2 separate regions of the Homo sapiens genome follow, and region 2 is linked to region 1. The links are chromatin loops, found by intact Hi-C in ENCODE. Cell type or tissue: K562. All regions are shown on one strand. Each heading gives the region's core, and the rest is flanking DNA. Links, peaks and the distances in the headings are about the cores only. Region 1 overlaps CORO2A (coronin 2A). Region 2 has its middle 5.4 kb from the start of HEMGN.

What was found. A loop is a pair of places that touch in the nucleus more often than their neighbours do. Peaks named below come from ENCODE experiments on the same cell type or tissue, not always from the same donor. Only the 100,000 strongest peaks of a DNase experiment are listed, where the experiment ranks them.
Region 2: it touches region 1 in a loop (4-fold over the local background); 1 of 110 quality-filtered maps calls a loop at or near these places.

The regions. Positions count from the first base shown.
Region 1 is chr9:98,181,607-98,187,952 of GRCh38, forward strand. The region is part of intron 1 of CORO2A (coronin 2A); the gene reads right to left. Among named protein-coding and RNA genes, the nearest start is that of CORO2A, 7.9 kb to the right of the region's middle. In K562, for the core only: a CTCF peak has its summit at 3,292; no DNase peak of the experiment used is centred there.
Region 2 is chr9:97,940,401-97,946,746 of GRCh38, forward strand. It overlaps a transcript of HEMGN not described here. Among named protein-coding and RNA genes, the nearest start is that of HEMGN, 5.4 kb to the left of the region's middle. In K562, for the core only: no CTCF peak of the experiment used is centred there; a DNase peak (open chromatin) is centred at 3,151.

The sequences.
Region 1 (6,346 bases), core at 2,117-4,616:
GGGATCTGAGCTGCACACATCACGGTGCTTTCAGTTCTTCAAAGTCCTGTTTCCTCCAGCCGGAGGGCTTTGGCAAGGCTGTTTCTCCTATGCAGCGTGCCTCCCTCCCCACCCTTGCCTGCTCAGTCCCTACTCATCTTTCAGATCTCAGCTCAAAGTCCTTTCCTTAGAACATCCCATCCATCCCCTCGCAGGCCATGGCTCCCCTCACATCATGTTTTCATCTCCAAAGGAAAACTCAAGAAAGGAACCCGCAACAAAGAAAACCATACAAGGAGAGTCACTTCCAAGCTGTGTGACCTCAGACAAGTCCTATGGCCTCTCTGAGACTCAGTTTCACCTCCTTAAAAGAGCCATCTCATCTCCAAATACCTTCCTTTCCTTGACCGGCACCATCTGTGCCCTGGACTGCAGCCTTTTGCAGTGACCCCGGACTCAGCACATTCTCTACTCTGCACGCCCTTCACTCCTCTCTCCTCCTCCAGATTCTGTGGGACTCTACGATTACTGTCCATCTCTCGTTTGGTCTGTGAGCCCTCAAAGGCGGGCCTGTGTCTGTTTTGCTGTGCTTGGTATCTCTAATGCTTTACATACAGAAAGTAATCAATCGTGAACAAAGGTCCTAGTCAAAAAATTACATTGAAAGATAACTTTTTAGGGAGCGAATGAATGGGTCAGTCTGGGTGAGGCTCCAGGATTATCTGTGTGGGGCAGATATCTCTACAGTCTTTCTCCAGGGCAGGCCACACAGGCCGAGCCACTCCTGCAATGGTTTCAACAAGGATGAGGCTAGTGACCCTGCCAGCAAGCTCTCAAAGCTCCTTCCTGTTCATTATCTCCCCAGCCCTCCTCCACACTCCCCACCCCCATTACTCAGAGTACCAGGCTTTTAATGACCAGGCCACTGGAGCATTTCTGAGCTGGCATTGTGGAGATTCTGTTCTTCCCAAGGGCCAGGACTCAGGAGCCTTTTCTTTGTGGGGTTGGATGAGGAAAAAGAAGTGGAATCTAATTAGACCAGGTTCAAAGCCCAGCTTTGCCTCTTGCTGGCTGCGTGACCTTGCAAATTTACTCAACCTCTCTGGGCTCCTGCCTCCTTATCTGTAAAAAGAGGACAAGACTATCTAGCTACAATGCGATGGTGAAGATTCCATGAGTGAATGCACACTAAGAGTCTAATTGGGGACCCGCCACATGTCAAATGATTCCAAGACAGCTTTTTACATTTTAACATCTCTGAAACTGGGATGCAACTTACAGTTTCTGTTGCTTTTTCTTTCTTAATGGATTCTAAAATAAGGGTACATCTCACAACAGATAAGCCCTGCCTTGAATGAAATACCGCAGTAGCTTAGATTCTTTACTTCCCTTGCAAAGAGGCTGAAACGCCTGTGAGATGGGATCAAAGACCAAGAACACAAATCGTTAAGGGACAAGGGTCTATTGAGGCCTAGCATTCACCCTGGATCTCCAGAGCTTCACGGAATTTGAAGGCTCAGGCCCTTCCCCGGCCTGGCGCCCCTCTGGATCTGTCTCAGCTGTCCTAGTCTTGCTCAGAAAGCGGCCCAAACTTCAGCAGGACCCTCACCTCTGCCTCCAACCCTCTGTTGCTACTGATGTGGTAGGTTCCACAGTTGGACAGTTTGGTCACAATGCTACTGTGCTTGCAGCCACCCAAAACCCCAAGTCTTTGTCCCAAGAAAAGAGTCCTAGTTCCCACCTTCAGAAACCCCCACAGACATCTCCTCCAGTGTGACTCCATCAAGCCATCCTTGGACTCTGCTCCCAACTGTTCCGAAGGCCAGCACTGGGGATGTCATCCAGGCCTTACCAAAGTCCTTATGCTGTGAGTGCTGACTTCATCCCTGCAGCCTGCTGATGTCAGACCGGCCTGAGTATTTTATTATCTAAATATCATTATAACTTGTATTGCATACATAGTTGGCCCTCTGTATCTGTGGGTCCTGCATCTGTAGATTCAACCAACCTCAGATGGAAAATATTCGAAAAAATTAAGGAAAAATAACAATACAACAATTAAAAAATACAAATTTAAAAATACAGTACAATGGGCCAGGCATGGTGGCTTGCACCTGTAATCCCAGTATTTTGGGAGGCTGAGGCGGGCAGATTACTTGAGATCAAGAGTTCGAGACCAGCCTGGCCAACATAGCGAAACCCCATCTCTACTAAAAATGTAAAAAATTAGCTGGGTGTGGTAGTGCATGCCTGTGATCCCAGCTACTTGGGAGGCTGAGGCACAAGAATCACTTGAACCCGGGAGGCGGAGTTTGCAGTGAGCTGAGATTGTGCCACTACACTCCAGCCTGGGTGACACAGCAAGACTCTGTCTTAAAAATATGTATATACAGTATAATAACTAGTTACATAGCATTTACATTGTGTTAGGCATTGTAAGTGATCTATAGATGACTTAAAGTATACAGGAGGGTGTGTGTAGGTTACATGTAAACACTATACTATTTTATATCAGGGATTTGAATATCCACAGATTTTGATATCCTTGGGTGTCCTGGAAGCTGAATATTTAGGAATGACTGCACACATATCACCAAAATCTTTACAGAAATAAATTATCTATCAAGTATAAAATTATTTTATTTTATTTTTTTTTTTAATAGAGGCAATGTCTTACTTTGTTGCCCAGGCTGGTCTCAAACTCCTGGCTTCCCAAAGTGCTGGGATTACCAGGAGGAGCCACCATGCCCAGCCAAAACATTTTAAATGTAGAAAAGACCAAAGAAAACAAAATTCTACCACCTAGTGATAATTAGCTTGATGTCTGTCTGAATATTTTGCTATGTCTGCATGCTAGGGAAAGATTCTTTTCTCATATCCAAACCCAAACAGTCTCATTCCACACATACTACTCTTTCTCTTACCGTGACATGGTGGCCCTCTCTCTAAACAGACTGGTTTCTTCATGGCGGCCCCACAGTGCTCCCGTCCTCTATCCCTATCCCTGGCAGGTCCCAGGCCTCTACAGGGACGTAGTGCTTTGGGTCTGACGTTGTTCCTCCTCATCCTCAGAGTGGGGCTGTGATCTGTGATGGGGCCATGGCTGCCTTCGGGGACCCCACCAAACAAAGCCACACCCAGGCACAGAAATACTCCAGAGCACTTAAATCAAGGGGTGTGTGGTTAATGGCGGCTGTCTGTCTCTGTCCGATTTGATTGTAGCCCTTTCAAAACCAACTGAAAGTTCTCCCAGCCCCAGATGCTGGCCTGATATTTCCCTAACCCCTAGGGGCTCCAGAAATCACAATGAATAATGAATAGGTAGGTGCCTGGCATTTTGTAGTTCATAAAGCGCCTCCTTACTTTTATCCAATTTAGAGCCTTACAACAAGCTTATACATTAGGCAGAACAGGTATTTATTATCCTCATTTTATAAATGAAGAAACTGACGCTTAGAGAAGTGGAGTGACTGACCCAATATCTTCCCTTATTTTTCTACCCTTCATAGTCTGGCCGTCTCCAAATCACACTAACAACCCAGCTCAGGCATCAGCTCCTCTAGGGAGCCTTCCATGACCCCCCACTTCCACCCCAGGCTGGGTTAGGTGCCCTCCTGGAGGCCCCACAGCTCCTGGGCTTCCCTATGATAACTGTAGTGCCCCTGCCAGGCCATGGGCCCTCACGGCTGTGATGGGTCTAGCTTGTCTGCATTCACACTCCCCAAGCATTAGAAAAACATCAATAGGTGGTTGCTGGGGTGAAGATCATTACAATGACTAAGGCAGGAATTATTCTTCCCCTTTTACAGATGAGGACACTGAGTCATAAAGAAGGGTCAAGACTTGCCTAAGGAGCATATCAGCAGCGGGGTCAGCTCTCCTTCTTCAGAGGCCTGGGTTCTTTTGCTCCACTGCATCCCTTGTTGTCCGCAATCTTAGACTCCAAACCATTGCTGGAGGCTCGTATCTGATTTCTCAGGCAGGTCTACCTGGTCAGCCAGGTGTGAAAGGGAGGTTGGCAGGAGGGGGCTCTGTCTGCAGTGGGCTCAATTCCCCAGCCTGGGCCAACACCGTGGTGCAGCCTTAGGAACAGCCACAGGAGTTGCCCAGTTATTGAGCACGCCATAGACCACGCCCTGTGCAAGAACTTCCCTTGCACTTCTTACTTCATCCTGTGGCTGGGGCCGTTATGATGCCATTTTGCAGGTGGGCCAGGAGAGACCCTGGCCCAAGGCCACTCAGTGTCTGAGATGGGGCTAGAAGCCAGGGCTGCATCCCTGGCAGCAGGCAGCCCCAGGAGTTTGCTGGCACCAGAGCCAGAAATAAATGCACAGTCAGAGTACAGGAGACAACTCTCAGGGGACCTGCAGTGTGGGCAAAGCCCCAAACTCACCTCCCACCCAGGGCTGGCTAGAGGGACAAGACTCTTGGGCCCAGGGAACACACGCCTGCCCCTGCACTGCCTGTGGGCAGGGTCATGCCATTTGCCAGGGCCCCTACAAACTCCAGGCTCAAGGCCAGGCTAGAAGCAGCTGTCATATCAACCCTGCACAAATGCTCAGCTCCCGATTTCTTATTTGAATGAGACTTCACCTATCTGCTCCTGACTGGCTGACAGATGCTGAGCAAGGCCCCATCTCTTATTGGGCCTTACTTTACCTATCTGTGAAATGATGCCAGGAGAGGGGTGGCTGGCGGGGGGAGGGGCTAGGTTTGGGGGATGGTATCTTAATGGAACCCACCAACTCTGACATTCCAGGGATGGACTACAGGCAGCAGGGGAAGGTGATTAAGCCCTGGACACTGGTGGCAGATGACATAGATTGAATGTATGATCCTGGGCTAGCTACCCAACTTCCCTGGGGCTCAGTGTTGTCATCTATAAAATGGGAATGATAGTACAAAAAAGACTGAAAGTAAATGTTCATATTGATTATGTGGGATGAGAAGAGGAGAAGATATGGGTAATTTATTTTGTCTGTTTTCCTGCCTTTTTCTGAAATTCTCCATTATCAAGTGTTTATAATTTTAAAAATGTATTTTCTTTGTAAATTAACTTCATGAGATATCATTTACATATAATATATCCATTTTAAAACGGGAGAAATAATAACAAACAGTATGTACCCTATAGGTTGTTATGGGGATTGGGTTAACGTATATAAAATATTAGATGGTGGTAAGAAGTGCTAATAAGTGTTTGTTAAATATATAAGCCCAGGGTCAGCCTGGCTTCCTCCTCATCCTCCTCCTGCTCACCTGGCCTGGACCCCAACCTCTCCCCTAGCACTGAGCTCACTGCCCAGGTCCCACAGCAGCACTCCAGGCCTGGACTATTTCTACAGCCATCTCTCTGCACCTGTCTTCGTCCGTTGCTGCAGCTACAACAAAATATCATAAATTGGGTGCTTTGGCCAGGCGCGGTGGCTCACGCCTGTAATCCCAGCACTTTGGGAGGCTGAGGGGGGCAGATCATGAGGTCAGGAGATTGAGGCCATCCTGGCTAACACTGTGAAACCCCGTCTCTACTGAAAACACAAAAACAAAATTAGCCGGGCGTGGTGGTGGGCGCCTGTAGTCCCAGCTACTGGGGAGGCTGAGGCAGGGGAATAGCATGAACCCGGGAGGTGGAGCTTGCAGTGAGCCGAGATCGTGCTGCTGCACTCCACCCTGGGCGACAGAGCAAGACTCCATCTCAAAAAAAAAAAAAAAAAAAAAAAAAAATTAGCCAGGCATGATGGCGGATACCTATAATCCCAGCTACTCAGGAGGCTGAGATGGGAGAATCACTTGAACCCGGGAGACGGTGGCTGCAGTGAGCCAAGATCACACCACTGCACTCCAGCCTAGGCGGCTGGGCGAAACTCCATCTCAAAAAAAAAAAAAAAAAATGTAGGTGCTTTATCAACAATAGAAATGTATTTCTCACAGTTCAGGAGGATGGAAGTCCAAGACTAAGACAGCAGATTTGGAGTCTGGTGAGGGCCCACTTCCTGGGTCATAGAATGGCGCCTTCTTACTGTGTCCTCATGTGGTGGAGGAGGTGAGGGTCTCTCTGGGGCCTCTTTTATAAGAACACTAATCCCATTATGAGGGCTCTGCCTTCCTGACCTAATTCCCTCTCAAAAGCCCCACCTCTTAATACCATCACCTTATGGGGTAAGATTTCAACATATGAGCTTTGGAGGAACATAAATATTCAGACCATAGCAATCTCGCAGGAATCACACCAATATTCAAATCTGGCCATGTTCCTACCCAATTCAAAAGCCTTCCATGGCTCCCCGCTGACCCTGGCTGAAAGTCCTAGATTCTCCATGAGACACAGTTTCAATAAGCCATGTAACTTTTCTGTATTTTTGTTTTC
Region 2 (6,346 bases), core at 1,949-4,448, 240 kb before region 1:
GGGGTTTCAAGTTAACAGTAAATTGAAGGTAATATTGGGTGGAGGAGGCCAGTGGAGAGACACTTTGGAGCAAACTAGATTGGAAGTCAGGCAAGGTGTCTCTGGCATGATAAACAGGCCAGAGTGGGAATTTGAGACAGAAGTAGCCTACAGTAAGTTTACAAGCCACAGTTCATGGTCCCTTCTCTCTGTAGAAAATTCTAGTTAGAAATTTAGTTAGAATTCTCTAACTAGAATTTCCAGAATGTGTGTTAGGCATTAAAGTCCACATATTTTTTGACAAATGCTGCCTTGTTCTAGAGTTATTTGCATATATACATAAACCTCTCTCTAGGCCACAAACCCTTAGAGAGCAGATACAGCTCCTGATTCACTTTTCTGTCTCCACAGTATGATCCGGTGGGAGGCTTGGCTCACTGTAGTCCCCATAATCGCCCTCACTCCCTGCTTCATGAACATGCAGCCTGGGACAGTAATTTATACACTCAGGGCTTGATGCTGCTGTGACTTAATAATAGCAATATCATCATCTGTGTCAGAGCTCTTTCTACTGTCATTCATTCTGTGCCCAGCGCAGTCCTATGTGTTAGAGATAGAGTAATTGAACAGCAAAGTCCCTGCCTTTATGAAACCTACATTTTAATGGGGAGAGATAAACAATAAGGAAATAAATAAAATATATAATGTGTCAGATGGTGATAAGTGCTTTGGAGAAAACTGAGCTGGGCATAATAGGATAAGAAAAAGGAGGTTGATGGTGGCTGCTATTTTAAATAGTGTGGTCAGAGAAGGCTTGACTGATAGGGTGACAGGTGAACAGAACTGATGGAGGTGAGAGGCCAGATATGCCATGCTGATATCTGGGAGGGCATTCCAGGTATAGGGGCACCAGCAAATGGCCCAAGGAGGGGAGTGTTAAGGAGGTGGGATCAGAGAAGAAGCCTATTATTGCCCCTTGTAGGATTTCTACTCTGAGTGAGATGGGTAGTCATGGCATGGTTTTGGACAGAGGAGTGATACGATCTGACTTACATGTTTAAAGAATTATTCTGGCTACTATGTGGGACAGGGGCAGAGGAAGCAAGAAGAACAATCAGAATGGTATTGCAATGATCCAGATGAGAGATAATTAAGGTTTGGATGATGGCAGTGGTGAAGCCATGGTCAGATTCTGGATTAACTTATAACTTGAATATGGGGTGAGACATAAAGAATCAAGATAAAGATTTGTTGTGAACAACTGGAAGGATGGAGTTAGCATTCACAGATCAGGAAGATTGGGAGAAGCAGGCTTGGAGGAGATGATCAAGAGTTTCATTTTGGATGTGCTAACAGGTTAGGGAGAAAACAGCAAAGGAGCAGCCAGTGAGGCAGAGGAAAACTGGAAAAATATAGTGTCTCGGAAGCCAAGAGGAAAGACTGTTTCAAGGAGGAGAGACTAATCCACTGTGTCAAACTTTGCTAAAGTAGAGGAAGGATTGAGAATTGTCCTAACAATTGATTTCCTAACAATTCAATTCATTTAAATTAATTATAGATTATGGAGGTGAAGTAACTTGGCCAAGGGCATGCAGATGAAACCAGCTATATAATTTTTGGGGGACCCATGGCAAAATGAAGACAGAGGGCTTCTCCTTCAAAAATTGCTAAGAATTTCAAGATGGCTATAGCAGAAAATTAAACCTAGCAAGTGTTTCACAAGTGTTTCATTGGATCCTTGAAGCAGACTTATAACATAGCTATTATTGTCCTCATTTTTCTGATGAAGAAACTGGTGCTCAGTGCATTGAGTGATATAACTAAGATCACAGAGTGAGACTGGTAGTTCGCACCAGAAGCTGGGCCTTCAGCCTCCAATTCCCTCTAATTCCTTCTTTTTTTTTTTTTTTTTTTTGTTTTTGAGATGGGGTCTCACTCTGTTGCCCAGGCTGGAGTGCAGTGGCACAATCACAGTTCACTGCAGCCTCTACCTCCCTGGGCTCAGGTGATCCTCCCACCTCAGCCTCCCAAGTAGCTGGGACTACAGGCATACACCACCATGCCTGGCTAATTTTTTGTATTTTTTTTGTAGAGATAGGGTTTTGACACATTGCCCAGGCTGGTCTTGAATTCCTGGGCTCAAGCAATACCCCTGCCTTTGCGTGCCAAAGTGCTAGGATTACAGGCATGAGCTACCAAGCCCAGCCTGGCCCTCTTCCTACTAGAACAAACTAGGTATTGAGGGAGAGAGTTGCTTTCCTGCTTCCTGACCATCTGGAGCAGGTGTAAGTATTGAGAATTTGGTCATACATTTCAGAGGCCTGACTGAACTGGGCAAATGAAGGAGGGAGGAAACACATTGCTGAAACTTCTGCCCTAGGGCCCTTTAAGATGGGGGTGAAAAGGGAGCACAGGAAAAAATAGCTCAGGCCATGTACTGGATACTGTTTAGTCAAAAACAAGACGGGGTAAAAGTGCCCCAAAGCTAACGCCATTTAAGGCTATATTGATAAAAATTATAGCGCCTCCAAAACCAGAGAGATGAGAGCCCTGGTACACTTTGGTTTGTCATGCCATAGTCAGAGAGCCATACTGTGAAGACCATATTATATGAAAGCATACACTGAAAAGAATGAGGGGTACAGGGCTCTATCATTTTCCTGGCTGGGTAACTTGGGGAAAATCACTTAATTCTTTCTGATCCTCAGTTTCTTCCCTTGTAAAATAGAGAAAGGTAATACCTCATGGGGATTCTGTGAGGATAAAAGAGATCATGGGAGCTTTTTATAAAATGAAAAACACGGCAGATATAAGTCCCATCAACCCGGACAGTGTTGATAGTGATATTAGAGTGTTCTAATGATGCACCTGGGCAATTTCCTAAAATACATTTGGGTGGAAAAGTCATGGAAGGGAACACAATGGACACTTGTTTTTCTTAGCATTCCTTCCTTGCTGACATACTTTTTCAAAGCTTTTAAATACTTTTCAAAGACTGGATCAAGCTTTGCTTTCCTAAGTGGAGAAGGAGAAGGACAGTTTCTTGTTCCCCTCTCTCTCAGTCTGTTGATGCATGATAAATGACTTCTGTCTGCTAAAACAGATGCTGCTGTACACATATAGATAACATGTTCTATAACTTAGAATGGCTGTAGCCTGCCTTTCAATCTAGTTTGTCCCAAAGTCCCTCCTCTGGAATCCTCCCACAAATGCTCCTTCTGTTAGAGTATAGACAAACATCTCTGAATAAACACTGATGAGTGGTCATTTATCTGGGGAAGAGCAATTCTGGTCCCACCTTGAGCCTCCCCCTTATCCCTGTCCTTTCATTTCTGAACTTCTTGAACTAGTAATATATTCTCAGTGTCTCCTTTTCCCCCTACACCATTTCATTGCTTTGCATATGTAATCTAGCTTTTTCTTTCACTCATTCTCTCATAAATCATCAATGATTTCCTAATGGCCAAATCCAGTGGTCCATTCTCAGTTCTTCTTTTTTGACCTCTCTGCAGCTTATAATTCCTCTGAGTACTCCTATCCTCCATGAAATTTGCTCCACTTTTGGCCTCTCTGATGGTGTGGAGCCTCTCTGATGGTGTGGTGTTCTCACCTCTCTCTCCCTTCTCCTCCTCCTTGCTCACAGGCTTCTCTTTCACTCCCCTAGGTATGGGAGGTGTTTTCCAAGAGTCCCTGATCCTTTTGAGTTAATACTCTTACCCAAAGACAGTTGATCCAACTATATACTTTTAGCTACTACCTCTTTGCAGATGTCTTCTAAATAAATATGTCTGAGTTCTAAGATCACATTTCCAAGTGTTTCTTGGTTATCACTTATTAGCTGGATGTCCCACTGCACCTCAAACTTAGCATAACTAAAAGCAAATATATGTTCCCCCCTAAAACTAGGCTCCCTGTGCTTTATTTCTGTTAGAATAGTAGTACCATGCCTGGCCATCTAGTTCTTAGCCTTCAGAAGTCTCTTTGACTCTGCCTCTTCACTTTGTCTCTCACATTCAGCTAGATACAGTTCTGCCAGTTCTTTCTTCCCAGTGTCCCACATGCTCATTCCATCTTTTCCTGTCCTATACCACCATCCCAGAGAGGGGCCTCAACTTCTCATTGGAAGCATTGGAAAAGCTCCCTAAGTGGCTATCTGCTTTCATCTGCCCTCACCCTCCCAAGTCCATCCTGCACAAACATCCAGAATATTCCTGCTACAGCTGGCTCTGAACCAGTCACTTCCATGTTTAGAATCCTGTAAAGCCTCAGTATTGCCTGCAGAATAAAGACTAAATTTCCCAGTCTGGCATTTAAGTCTAACTTCCCAATGTTCTTTCCCATTACTTTCCTGGAACTACCCAATGTTTCCATTAAATAGTACCACTTGCCTTCCCTGTTTTGCCGTGAATCTTTCTAACACCCACAGTACCTATCTTCATAACTTCTGGTTGTTCAGTCTTCTGTCATATGTCTGCCGATCCAGATAGTGAGTGCCTTAATCACAAAGCCTTTGATGATGATGATGATGACAACGATGACAATGATATGATGAGACTTTAGTCACTCTACAAACTCATAATGGGTAGCTGACACTTTATATGCAGTATCTCATTTCATTTTTCCAACTAATAGTATCCCCATTTCACTGATAACAAAACCATGGTTTAAAGAGGTTATATCCCTAGATCACATAAACTCATGAGTGGCAGAATTAGGGCTCAAAACTAAGGCTGTCCGACTGTAAAGTTTAGGGATTTAACCATTCTGTTCTATTCCCTTTAATTGCCTAGATGTGGTCTCTCCTTTCTGAGCTATAACCATGCTTGATTTTAGCCTCTTTTGTAGTGAATGTTACATAACTTTTTTGCACATCTTTATATATATATATATATATATATATATATACATCTTACCATACATATATATACATATATATATATATATATACATCTTACCATACATATATATACATATATATATAAATACTTTAAGTTCTAGGGTACATGTGCACAACGTGCAGGTTTGTTACATAGGTATACATGTGATATGTTGGTTTGCTTCACCCATTAACTCGTCATTTACATTGGGTATTTCTCCTAATGCTATCCCTCCCCCTGCCCCCCACCCCCAGACAGGCCCCAGTGTGTGATGTTCCCCTCCTTGTGTCCAAGTGTTCTCATTGTTCAATTCCCACCTATGAGTGAGAACATGCAGTGTCTGGTTTTCTGTCCTTGTGATAGTGTGCTCAGAATGATGGTTTCCAGCTTCATCCACTTCCCTGCAAAGGACGTGAACTCATCCTTTTTTATGGCTGCATAGTATTCCATGGCATATATGTGCCACATTTTCTTAATCCAATCTATCATTGATGGACATTTCAGTTGGTTCGAAGTCTCTGCTATGGTGAATAGTACTGCAATAAACATATGTGTGCATGTTTCTTTATAGTTGCATGATTTATAATCCTTTGGGTATATACCCAGTAATGGGATCACTGGGTCAAATGGTATTTTTAGTTCTAGATCCTTGAGGAATCACCACACTGTCTTCCACAATCGAACTAATTTACATTCCCACCAACAGTGTAAAAGCATTCCTATTTCTCCACATCCTCTCTAGCATCTGTTGTTTCCTGACTTTTTAATGATCGCCATTCTAACTGGTGTGAGATGGTATCTCACTGTGGTTTTGATTTGCATTTCTCTGATGACCAGTGATGATGAGCATTTTTTCATGTGTCTGTTGGCTGCATAAATGTCTTCTTTTGAGAAGTGTCTGTTCATATCCTTTGCCCACTTTTTGATGGGGTTGTTTGTTTTTTTCTTGAAAATTTGTTTAAGTTCTTTGTAGATTCTGGATATTAGCCCTTTGTCAGATGGGTAGACTGCAAAAATTTTCTCCCATTCTGTAGGTTCCCTGTTCACTCTGATGGTAGTTGTGCTGTGCAGAAGCTCTTTAGTTTGATTAGATTGCATTTGTCTATTTTGGCTTTTGTTGCCATTGCTTTTGGTGTTTTAGTTATGAAGTCCTTGCCCATGCCTATCTCCTGAATGGTATTGCCTAGGTTTTCTTCTAGGTTTTCTATGGTTTCAGATCTAACATTTAAGTCTTTAATCCATCTTGAATTAATTTTTGTATAAGATGTAAGGAAGGGATCCAGTTTCAGCTTTCTACATATGGCTATCCAGTTTTTCCAACACCATTTATTAAATAGGGAATCCTTTCCCCATTTCTTGTTTTTGTCAGGTTTGTCAAAGATCAGATGGTTGTAGATGTGTGGTGTTATTTCTGAGGCCTCTGTTCTGTTCCATTGGTCTATATCTCTGTTTTGGTACCAGTACCATGCTGTTTTGGCTACTGTAGCCTT